2 separate regions of the Homo sapiens genome follow, and region 1 is linked to region 2. Evidence: read pairs that join two places in POLR2A ChIA-PET (ENCODE). Cell type or tissue: K562. All regions are shown on one strand.

What was found. ChIA-PET counts read pairs that join two places held together with the same protein. Peaks named below come from ENCODE experiments on the same cell type or tissue, not always from the same donor. Only the 100,000 strongest peaks of a DNase experiment are listed, where the experiment ranks them.
Region 1: POLR2A ChIA-PET joins it to region 2 with 5 read pairs; 5 of 35 experiments call an interaction of 5 or more read pairs at or near these places.

What each region holds. Positions count from the first base shown.
Region 1 is chr16:2,928,475-2,933,474 of GRCh38, forward strand. It overlaps FLYWCH1 (FLYWCH-type zinc finger 1), which reads left to right. Exons shown (of 10, transcript NM_001308068.2): 3 at 1,139-1,536; 4 at 1,936-2,406; 5 at 4,656-5,000. The coding sequence starts at 1,212. Among named protein-coding and RNA genes, the nearest start is that of FLYWCH1, 19 kb to the left of the region's middle. RefSeq lists an enhancer at 1-185. In K562, no CTCF peak of the experiment used is centred here; no DNase peak of the experiment used is centred here.
Region 2 is chr16:2,783,940-2,788,939 of GRCh38, forward strand. PRSS33 (serine protease 33) reads right to left here and starts at 3,621. Exons shown (of 7, transcript NM_152891.3): 1 at 3,594-3,621; 2 at 2,563-2,665; 3 at 2,150-2,182; 4 at 1,860-2,022; 5 at 1,436-1,707; 6 at 1,063-1,232; 7 at 14-863. The coding sequence starts at 2,608. The coding sequence ends at 705. In K562, a CTCF peak has its summit at 1,884 (motif pointing right); a DNase peak (open chromatin) is centred at 1,886; H3K27me3 peaks cover 739 bases.

The DNA of each region.
Region 1 (5,000 bases), 140 kb after region 2:
ACTTTTACCAGGCATACTGTCTGCAAACATATTGTTAACAAGGCACATCCTGCACAGCCTTAAATCCATTAAACCTTGATTCAGTACAGCACATGTTTCTGTGAGCACAGGGTTGGGGTTAAAGTTACAGATTAACAGCATCACAAAGCAGAGCAATTTTTCTTCGTACAGATCAAAATGGAGTTTCTTATGTCTTCCTTTCCTACATAGACACAGTAACAATATGATCTCTCTCTCTTTTCCCCACACAAAAAGCCCCACCCCACACCATGACTGCCACTGACTGCCCCCAGGCCCCCACCCCAGCCCTGTGCTGGTTCCCCATTATCTGACCTTTCTGCCTCTCCAGGCTGGAACCCGTGGTGACCTCAGAATTCTCCAGACACCACCACAGCCCCGTCCCCGACCAGCCGAGGCAGCCACAGCAACAGCTCCGGCACAAGGTGGCTGCCACTGTGGGGCCCTGGTATCTCCTGAAGTGGGGGTGGCCTGGGGCCTCCAGGCTAGGATAGGGACTGGGTCTGCCTGAGCCCAGAAAGGGCTTTCTGCCTCCCAGGCCGTGATGTGGTGCCGTCCTCTGGAAAGGGCTCTGCGTACCAGGCCCACATGCCTGAGACAGGTGCCTGGCGTCCTGGTGAAGCACATGGTTTCCAAAAAGGTCCTGACAAGTCCCTGGGCATCTGAGCAGAAACGGGTCTCAGCTTCCCGCCTCTTCAGCCTCAAGTGTATCACAGGTGTCTGTGCCTCACTATCCTCGTCTATAACTGGGTCAATAAGAACGTTCTGCCGTCATAATGTAGGGACTGGAGGGGGGACTGGAAACGCGGGTGGAAACCCTTCGTCCGTGCTCAGCATGTGGCTGAGCTCTTAGTCCATTAGTCACTCTGATGGCCCCTTGTGGAGGGTGTTTATTGTGCACATTTTCCAGATGGGGAAAGTGGGGTTGGATGGGGCTGACGTACCTAAGGCTGCCAGGAGAGGAACTGGCAGAGCAGAAGCCTAGTTCCATCAGGCCCCCGGCCAGTCTTGGCCCCAGCGAGCAGTGAGGCAGCCCCATCTGCCCCACCTCCCTCCCAGATCCACGTCTAGAGTCCCCCAAGGGCTTCCACCACTGACGGGATTTTGCTTCCTTCCTTAGGACGGAACCACTGCACTCCAGGTTCCTTGCTGGGTGCTGAGCGTGGCCTGAGGGACAGGCCCTGGGTCCCGGGATGCCCCTGCCCGAGCCCAGCGAGCAGGAGGGCGAGAGTGTGAAGGCCGGCCAGGAGCCATCCCCCAAGCCAGGCACGGACGTCATCCCGGCAGCCCCCAGGAAGCCCAGGGAGTTCTCCAAACTGGTGCTGCTCACAGCCTCCGACCAAGATGAGGATGGGGTGGGATCCAAGCCCCAGGAAGTGCACTGCGTCCTGTCCCTGGAGATGGCTGGCCCCGCCACCCTCGCCAGCACCTTGCAGATCCTGCCAGTTGAGGAGCAGGGAGGGGTGGTCCAGCCAGCCCTAGAGATGCCTGAACAGAAGTGCAGCAAGCTGGATGCAGGTGAGGTGTGGCTTCCCGCCCCTGCCCAGCCACCCCGTGGGTTCCAGCGCTCCCAGCAGGCCCTGTACACCCTGCTTCAAGCATAGTGTCTTGTCCTTGCTCCAAGCTCAGCCTCTTGGTCTCTGATCCTGAGCGTGTCCGAGGCTGGTGGGATGATCACAGTCAGGTACCAGGAGCTCCTGGGAGTTGCAGTGACGTGCAGAATTCCTTCAGCTCCCTAAAAACATCCACTACCACCCCCAAAATAAAAACCAGCCCTGAGAGTCTGGGCTTCTTGCTTGGGAGCAGGAGGAGAAGGCACCTGCCATACTCAGGATCCCCACGCCCTCCCTGGCTCTCTGTGCCTGCGACCCTGAGCTTTGCTCTAGCTTAGCTAACCTAGCCTTCCCGTTCCCCCAGCAGCCCCTCAGTCCCTGGAGTTCCTGAGGACACCATTCGGGGGCCGCCTCCTGGTGCTGGAGTCCTTCCTGTACAAGCAGGAGAAGGCAGTGGGGGACAAGGTGTACTGGAAGTGCCGCCAACATGCTGAGCTGGGCTGCCGGGGCCGGGCCATCACCCGAGGCCTGCGGGCCACAGTGATGCGGGGCCACTGCCACGCGCCCGATGAGCAAGGCCTGGAGGCCCGGCGCCAGAGGGAGAAACTGCCCAGCCTGGCCCTGCCAGAGGGCTTGGGAGAGCCCCAGGGTCCTGAGGGCCCTGGAGGCCGAGTGGAGGAGCCCCTGGAGGGGGTGGGCCCGTGGCAGTGCCCTGAGGAGCCCGAGCCCACTCCTGGGCTGGTGCTGAGCAAGCCGGCCCTGGAGGAGGAGGAGGCACCCCGAGCCCTGTCACTGCTGAGCCTGCCGCCCAAGAAGCGCTCGATCCTGGGGCTGGGTGAGTACAATCCACTCCCCTGCTGCGTCCACTCGGGGCAGGGGACCCGAGGGCCCTTCCTCAGCCCAAATAGAAATGTGGGGTCCCACAGGGTCTTTTAAAATGTACTCAAAGCTAAAATGACTTTTAAAAATATAAATGTGGCCGGGCACAGTGGCTCACGCCTATAATCCCAGCACTTTGGGAGGCCAAGGCGGACGGATCATGAGGTCAGGAGTTCGAGATCAGCCTGATCAACTTGGTGAAACCCTGTCTCTACTAAAAATACAACACTTAGCCGGGCATGCTGGTGCGCACCTGTAATCCCAGCTACTCAGGAGACTGAGGCAGGAGAATCGCTTGAACCCAGGAGGCAGAGGTTGCAGTAAGCCCAGATCGCTCCACTGTATTCCAGCCTGGTGACTGGAGCGAGACTCCATCTCAGTAAAAAAAAAAAAAAAAAAAAAAAAATACATAAATGTGGGCTGGGCACAGTGTTCATGCCTATAATCCTAGCACTTTGGGAGGCTGGGGCAGGAGGATCACTTGAGCCGAGGAGTTCAAGACCAGCCTGGCCAATATAGTGAGACCCCATATCTACAAAAAATCAGCCAGCTGTTGTGGTGTGTGCCTGTGGTCTCAGCCACTTGGGAGACTGAGGTGGGAGGATCACTTAAGCTAGGGAGATTGAGGCTGCAGTGAGCCGGGATCACGCCACTGCCCTCCAGCCTGGACAAGAGACCTGGACCCTGTCTCAAAAAAAAAAATCAGAATTTTATCTGGTTCCCATGCAATTCTAGTGTCCATTAAGTTCAGGAAAGACACCTAGGCCTGCTGCAGTGATTCATGCCTGTAATCTCAGCACTTTCGGAGGCTGAGGTGGGCGGATCATGAGGTCAGGAGTTCAAGACCAGCCTGGCCAACATAGTGAAACCCTGTCTCTACTAAAGATACAAAAAACTAGCCTGGCGAGGCTGGGCGCTTTGGCTCACGCCTGTAATCCCAGCACTTTGGGAGGTCGAGGTGGGCGGATCACGAGGTCAGGAGATTGAGACCATCCTGGCTAACACAGTGAAACCCTGTCTCTACTAAAAAAATACAAAAAAAGATTAGCCAGGCGTGGTAGCGGGCGCCTGTAGTCCCAGCTACTCGGGAGGCTGAGGCAGGAGAATGGCGTGAACCCGGGAGGCGGAGCTTGCCGTGGGCCAAGATCGTGCCACCGCACTCCAGCCTGGGCAAAAGAGCAAGACTCTGTCTCAAAAAAAAAAAAAAAAAATTAGCTGGGCGTGGAGGCGCCTGCAATCCCAGTTACTCGGGAGGCTAAGGCAGAATTGCTTGGAGGCGGAGGTTGCAGTGAGCCAAGATCGAGCCATTGTACTCCAGCCTGGGCGACGTGGCAGGACCCTGTCTCAAAAAAAAAAAAAAAAAAAAAAAAAAGATGGCTGGTGGGAGAGTCTTGGGTTTTGGGTCCTAGGTTCAACTTTCAGCCCTCCCTGATGGTAGCTCTGTAGCCTCAGAAAATTGGCTTAATTTCTGGAGTTTCAGGAGCTTTATCCTAAGGTGGCTGTGATAACCTGGATTGTTGTGTAAATTGCACATTTGGGGCTTGGCAAGTGGCAGATGGGAGTTCTGGCTGTTTTATTACCAGTAACTGGGACATGGGCTTGGGTTCGAGGAGGCCACGTGGCTCCTGACACAGCCTTAAGGATCTGAGGTGGCCCCTGCCCTGGGCACCTGGGGTGGGAAGGGAGGTGCAGGGAACAGGGAGACTTATTTTTCACTGTGATCTTTTCGAACCATTTGAATGTATTATACCTTGTGTGTTTTATTCAAAAATGGGTAGATTTGTTAAACAAAACCTAAAAAAAATATGAGCAGGAGTGACAGAAAACAGAGACCACTGAGTCTGAGTCCAGGTTGGCCCCTCCCGGTGTAACCTTGATGCAACATTGAGCAGGCCTGAGCTGGGGTGACCTCACTGACAGCTAGGAGAGGAATGAGACTCTCCTCTGGGTCACTCGGTGGTAGGGGTGAGCTGGGGTGGCCTCACTGACCGCTAGGAGAGGAATGAGACTCTCCTCCGGGTCGCTTGGTGGTAGGGGTTCAGTGGGAATGGGTTTGGGGCCTCTGACATATCTGGCTCAGGAAGCCAGGGTAAATTTCAGCCTTAAAGGAGAAAGGCTCGTGTCAGCCCCCACAGTCTGCAGGGGCTGTCCCTCCTGGGCTCCTCTCCACCCCTGGTGATGTGACCACTTGGGTCTCTCCTCTAGGACAGGCCCGGCCCCTCGAGTTCCTGAGGACGTGCTACGGGGGCAGCTTCCTGGTACACGAGTCGTTCCTCTACAAGCGGGAGAAGGCTGTCGGGGACAAGGTGTATTGGACCTGCCGGGACCACGCGCTGCACGGCTGCCGGAGCCGGGCCATCACCCAGGGACAGCGGGTGACTGTGATGCGTGGGCACTGCCACCAGCCCGATATGGAGGGCCTGGAAGCCCGGCGGCAGCAGGAGAAGGCCGTGGAGACGCTGCAGGCTGGGCAGGACGGCCCTGGGAGCCAAGTGGACACGCTGCTCCGAGGCGTGGATAGTTTGCTCTACCGCAGGGGTCCGGGTCCCC
Region 2 (5,000 bases):
CAGCACAAATGGAGCAGCTTAAAGCACACATTTATTAAGTCACAACTTTGTAGGTCAGGAGTGGCTCAGCTAGGTTCTCTGCTTAGGGTCTCTTTAGGTTGAAATGAAGGGATTGGCCGGCGGGGCTCTTATCTGGAGGCTGGGGAAGAACTTACTTCCCAGCTCCTTCAGGGTGCTGCCAGAATCCAGTGCCTTGCGGCTGTGGGTCTGAGGGTTCCGATTCCCTGCCGGCTGTCTCTCAGCTCTTAGAGGCCGCTCATGGCTGTGGTCCCCGTGTCCTCAAAGCCAGCTATGGAGGATCTCCCTGGTGTCAAATCTCTGTCATGCTGTGAATCTGACTTTCTCCAGAAAAAGATGGGCACACAGGCCAGATGGGCAGCAATTGGTTTGCCCATCACTGCGTGCCTTGCGCCCAGCCCTGGCCAGGGCCAAGAAAAGTAAATACAAGCCAGGAAGGGAGTGGGGAGTGTGACTCCCTGGGACTCATGGCAGATTCCTGGATGAGGGTTGGTGGAGTCAGAGCTGGTGATCCCCAAAGAGGAGAGGAGGCAGGAGGTGGTGGGTGGGGGGTGGGGTGGCCTTTAGCTTTTTTAGGCATCTTGGCCTCGAGGCAGAAGGGATGTGGGGTATAGGCAGGTGCCTGGATGAACCAGGAGGCTGAGGGACCCCAGCAGCTGGCTCCAGGTCAGCCTCACCGGCTAGCATTAGAAGCTGACGCGAGCCTGAATCCAGGGGCTATATGTGGCCACACTGGTGTAGACCCCTGGACGGTTGGGCAGGGCACAACCCTTGCCCCAGCTCACCACGCCCACCAGGACCCAGCTCCCAGACTGCAGGCAGGTCAGAGGTCCCCCAGAATCACCCTGCAGGAGAAAGAGGAGCCTAAGTCCCAGCCCTCCCAGGACTTCAGTTCTCAGGGTTCCAGACCCCTGGCGTGGTGCCTCTAGGTTGGAGGCCAGGATCCTGAGCCTGAGTTGGGATGTCCTGGGTCCTGGAGTTCAGGGAGGGAGGGTGCTGGGCACAGGGAGGGGACTCCGGAGGCTGGGGAGGCTGGGTGCACACCTGGCAGGCGTCCTTGTGGCCCTGGGGGTAGCCGGCACACAGACTCCCAGGCAGCACAATGCGCTCAGCCTGGGGCACGTCCGCGCCCACGTGGTAGAGGCCGTCGCAGGTGCGCGAGTCCAGCAGCGGCACCCTTACTCCTTGTAGCGGTCGCCACTCTGGGAGGGGCACTGGGGGAAGAGGAGGGACCTCTGAGAGGAAGGCGTGGAGCGGGGGCCAGTGGGAGAAGCTGAGCTCTGAGTGAGAGGAGGTTTTGTTCCCTAGAAGCCGCGCTGGGTCCTGGATTGGGGCAGTGAGGGGCTGGGATTTCCAGTCAGATGGAGGAGGACGTGGGGGCTCCCGGATGCCTCGGAGCCCCGCCCTCCTGCCTTACCTCCTGGGCGGAGGCTGCCCCAGCCGGTGACCCGGCATGGTGTGCCGGGCGGCGGGCGGGCGCCGGGCACGGGCAGGCAGACGGGTTGGACGCGAGCGCTCAGGGGCACCGGGCGACGCAGCTGCAGCAGTGCCAGGTCGCCGCGGGCCCCGTCCTCGGAGTAGTCCGGGGGCAGCAGCACCCGTCGCACGGGCACCGAGAGCGTGCGGGGCGAGGTGGAGCCCAGACGCAGCGCCCCCAGGCGCACGCGGTACTCAGCTGGCAGTGCCCTCCTGCAGGACAGGAGCGGGGGACTACTTCCAGCACCGGGTCCTCGACCCCCTCCAGCCCGCCTCGACCCCAACGCCTCTGCCAGGCCACGCCCGGTCCTCTGCGGGCCTTGCCTTCCTTGCACACCCCGCCTGGGCCCTCGGTGAGCGCTGACCTGGGGAAGCAGTGCGCCGCTGTCAGCACCCACTGGGGGGCGATGAGCGACCCCCCGCACACGTGTGCCCCACGATGCTGGATGCTCGCCTGCCACGGCCACTCTCCGTCCCGGCCATCCCGGCCCCCAACGATCCGACTGGACATGCGGGGCTGCCCGCAGGCTAGAAAAGGACCAGGGGCGGTGAGGGTTGGCTGAGGACCTGGGGCCTGGGAGGCAGGTGTTGGTGGGGAGACACGGGGCCGAGGTCCAGGAGGGGCTGACTCGGGTGGACTCCGAGGCTTCCTCACCTGCAGACTTCCTTCCCTGAGTCCCAGCAGCTCCTGGAGGAGGAAGCAGGGAAGGGACCAGATTATAGATTTGGTGTCAAATAACGGAGTTGGAGGGGAGGCCAGAGATGAGGAAGGAGGGTGAAACAATGTTGCCCTGACATTGCGCCAGGCTTTCGTGCCGTCTGTTATCTTATTTAACCCTCCCCAGAGCACTGTGAAGGTGCAGGGGGCAAGGGCGTATGAGCATGACACCGACAAGCACATCGAGGTGTGGTGAGGTCAAGGTCAGTGGCAGAGAGGATTGAGCCCTTGGAATCAAGATTAGAAAGCCCAAGAGTGCTCCAGGGAGCCCGGCCCAGGGAGCAGTGAGATGGGAGAACTGGGAGCCAAGGTGTCTGCGGCCCTCACCCCCAGTCCCTGTCCCCACTCACCCAGCACCAGAAGGAGCAGGACCTGGAGACAGGAAACCCCTCTCATTCTGTCTTCAAGGCTGGGCTGGGTAAGGGTGGCACTGCCTAGGGCTTGGACTCTGGTCTGGAGCCAGCAGGGAGAAGAGAGGAGAGTCCTGGCCCAGGGGCACCAATCCTCACACCAGCCCGTCACCCCCTCCGTGGTCCTTCTGTCTGTCCTCAGCTCCTGGTGGGTTCTGGACTTATCCTGGTGGCCCAGGCTGTATACCCTTCGTTCTGCCCAGGGCCCAGGTATGCAGCACCCACCACCCAGATATTTGGGCATCCTTGGTCTCGACAGAAGCCCTGGAGCCTAACCCCCCTCGGTCATCCTCACTCCCTCCCTCATCCCCCTCCCCCATCCTCACCCCCTCCCTCATCCTCACCCCCTCCCTCATCCTCACTCCCTCCTCCATCCTCACCCCCCTCCTCCTCACTCCCCTCCCTTATCCTCACCCCTTCCCTCATCCTCATCCCTCTCTCATCCTCACCCCCTCCCTCATCCTCACCTCCTCCTCTATCCTCACCCCGTCCTCCATCGTCACCCCTGCTCCTCCTCACTCCCCTCCCTCATCCTCACCCCCTCCCTCATCCTCACCTCTCATCCTCACCCCTCTCTCATCCTCACCCCTCCCTCATCCTCACCCCTCCTCTATCCTCACCCCCTCCTCCATCCTCAGCCCCCTCCTCCTCACTCCCCTCCCTCATCCTCACCCCCTCCCTCATCCTCACCCCTGTCTCATCCTCACCCCCTCCCTCATCCTTCACCCCCTCCCTCATCCTCACTCCTCTCTCATCACCCCTCCTCCATCCTTCACCCCCCCATCGTCACCCCCTCCCTCATCCTCACCCCCTCCTCTATCCTCACCCCCTTCCTCCTCACTCCCCTCCCTCATCTTCACCACTTCCCTCATCCTCACCCCCTCCCCCATCCTTCACCCCTCCTCGTCCTCACCCTCATCCTCACCCACTGGCTGCCCCTGCAGCCCCCACAGCCCCTGGCTTGCTCTCACCCTCACAGCCTGGCGCCTTCTGCTGACTGGGGTTGAGGGAGGGCCTGGGGGCTTAAAGTGCCAGGAGAGCGCGAGGCTCAGCCAAGGAGTAATGAACAGGGCCGGGGCGGGGCTGTGGCTTTACCGGACCAGCCTCAAACAAAGATGCTTTGAGCAGAGCTTCAGAGGTGGCAGGAAAGGGTCAATGGGTTTCTCAAAGGAAGCCTGCCTTGCGCCAAGGTACTAGAAGTGGGGGCTGGCGGAGAGCAGTGGTGCGGGTAGGTGCTGGGAGGGGTGGCAGTCAGGTGGGGAAGCTCTGCAGGATCCGGGGCAACTCCTCTCCAAACCTGACCTGGGCTCCCTGCAGAGCACACGTTGCTGGAGCTTCTGCGCTCCATTGTTCTGTCCAGAAATCCCATCTCAGACGGAAGTCCTGGCCAGACAGCTCCACCCAGAGACCCCAGCATGGCCAGCCCCCTTCCAGATCCGGGGTCTGGAGCAGCTGGAGGTGGAAAGGGACTGGTTCAAAGTTGGTGGCACTCCTTACTTGACCAGAGGCAGGGGGAGACTTGACCTTGGGGACCAGTGCAGTCTTTGGTTTGGGGTGGCCGAGACAGAGCAAGATGCTGGGGTCAGGGGACAGGAACTCCCCTTCTCTCGAGGCCCGTGGAGGACCGGGGCCCGGATGGTCCAGGGCCCTGTAGTTCCCTCTTGGGCTCATACACAGTGTTCGCTGCCTAGAAGTCTCTCAAGTCCCTCTCTGCATAGTGAACTCCTCTTATCCCTCAGCCTTCTGCTCTGCCACCTCCTCCTGCCTCCTTTGCAGCCCTGCCATAGTTGTACTTTTTTCCTTTTTTTTTTTTTTGTTTTTCTTTCTTTTTTTTTTTAAAGAGACAGGGTCTTGGCCAAGCATGGTGGCTCATGCCTGTAATCCCTGCATTTTGGGAAGCCGAGATGGGTGGCTCATTTGAGGTCAGGGGTTTGAGACGAGCCTGGCCAACATGGTGAAACCTCGTCTCTACTAAAAATACAAAAATTAGCCAGGCCTGATGGTGGGCGCCTGCAATCTCAGCTACTCGGGAGGCTGAGGCACAGGAATTGCTTGAACCCGGGAGGTGGAAGTTGCAGTGAGCCGAGATTATGCCACTGCACTCCAGCCTGGGCGACGCAGTGAGATTCTGTCTCAAAAAAAAATAAAAAGGGAGAGAGAGACAGGGTCTTGCTCTGTCACCCAGGCTGGAGTGCAGTGGTACAATCACAACTCCCTGCGTCCTTGACCTCTGGGCTCAAGTGATCCTGCCACCTCAGCTTCCCAAGTAGTTGGGACCACAGGTGCATGCCACAGCACCTAGCAATTTTTTTTTCCAGAGATGGGGTCTTGCAATGATGCCCAACTTGTTCTCGAACTCCTGGGCTCAAGAGATCCTC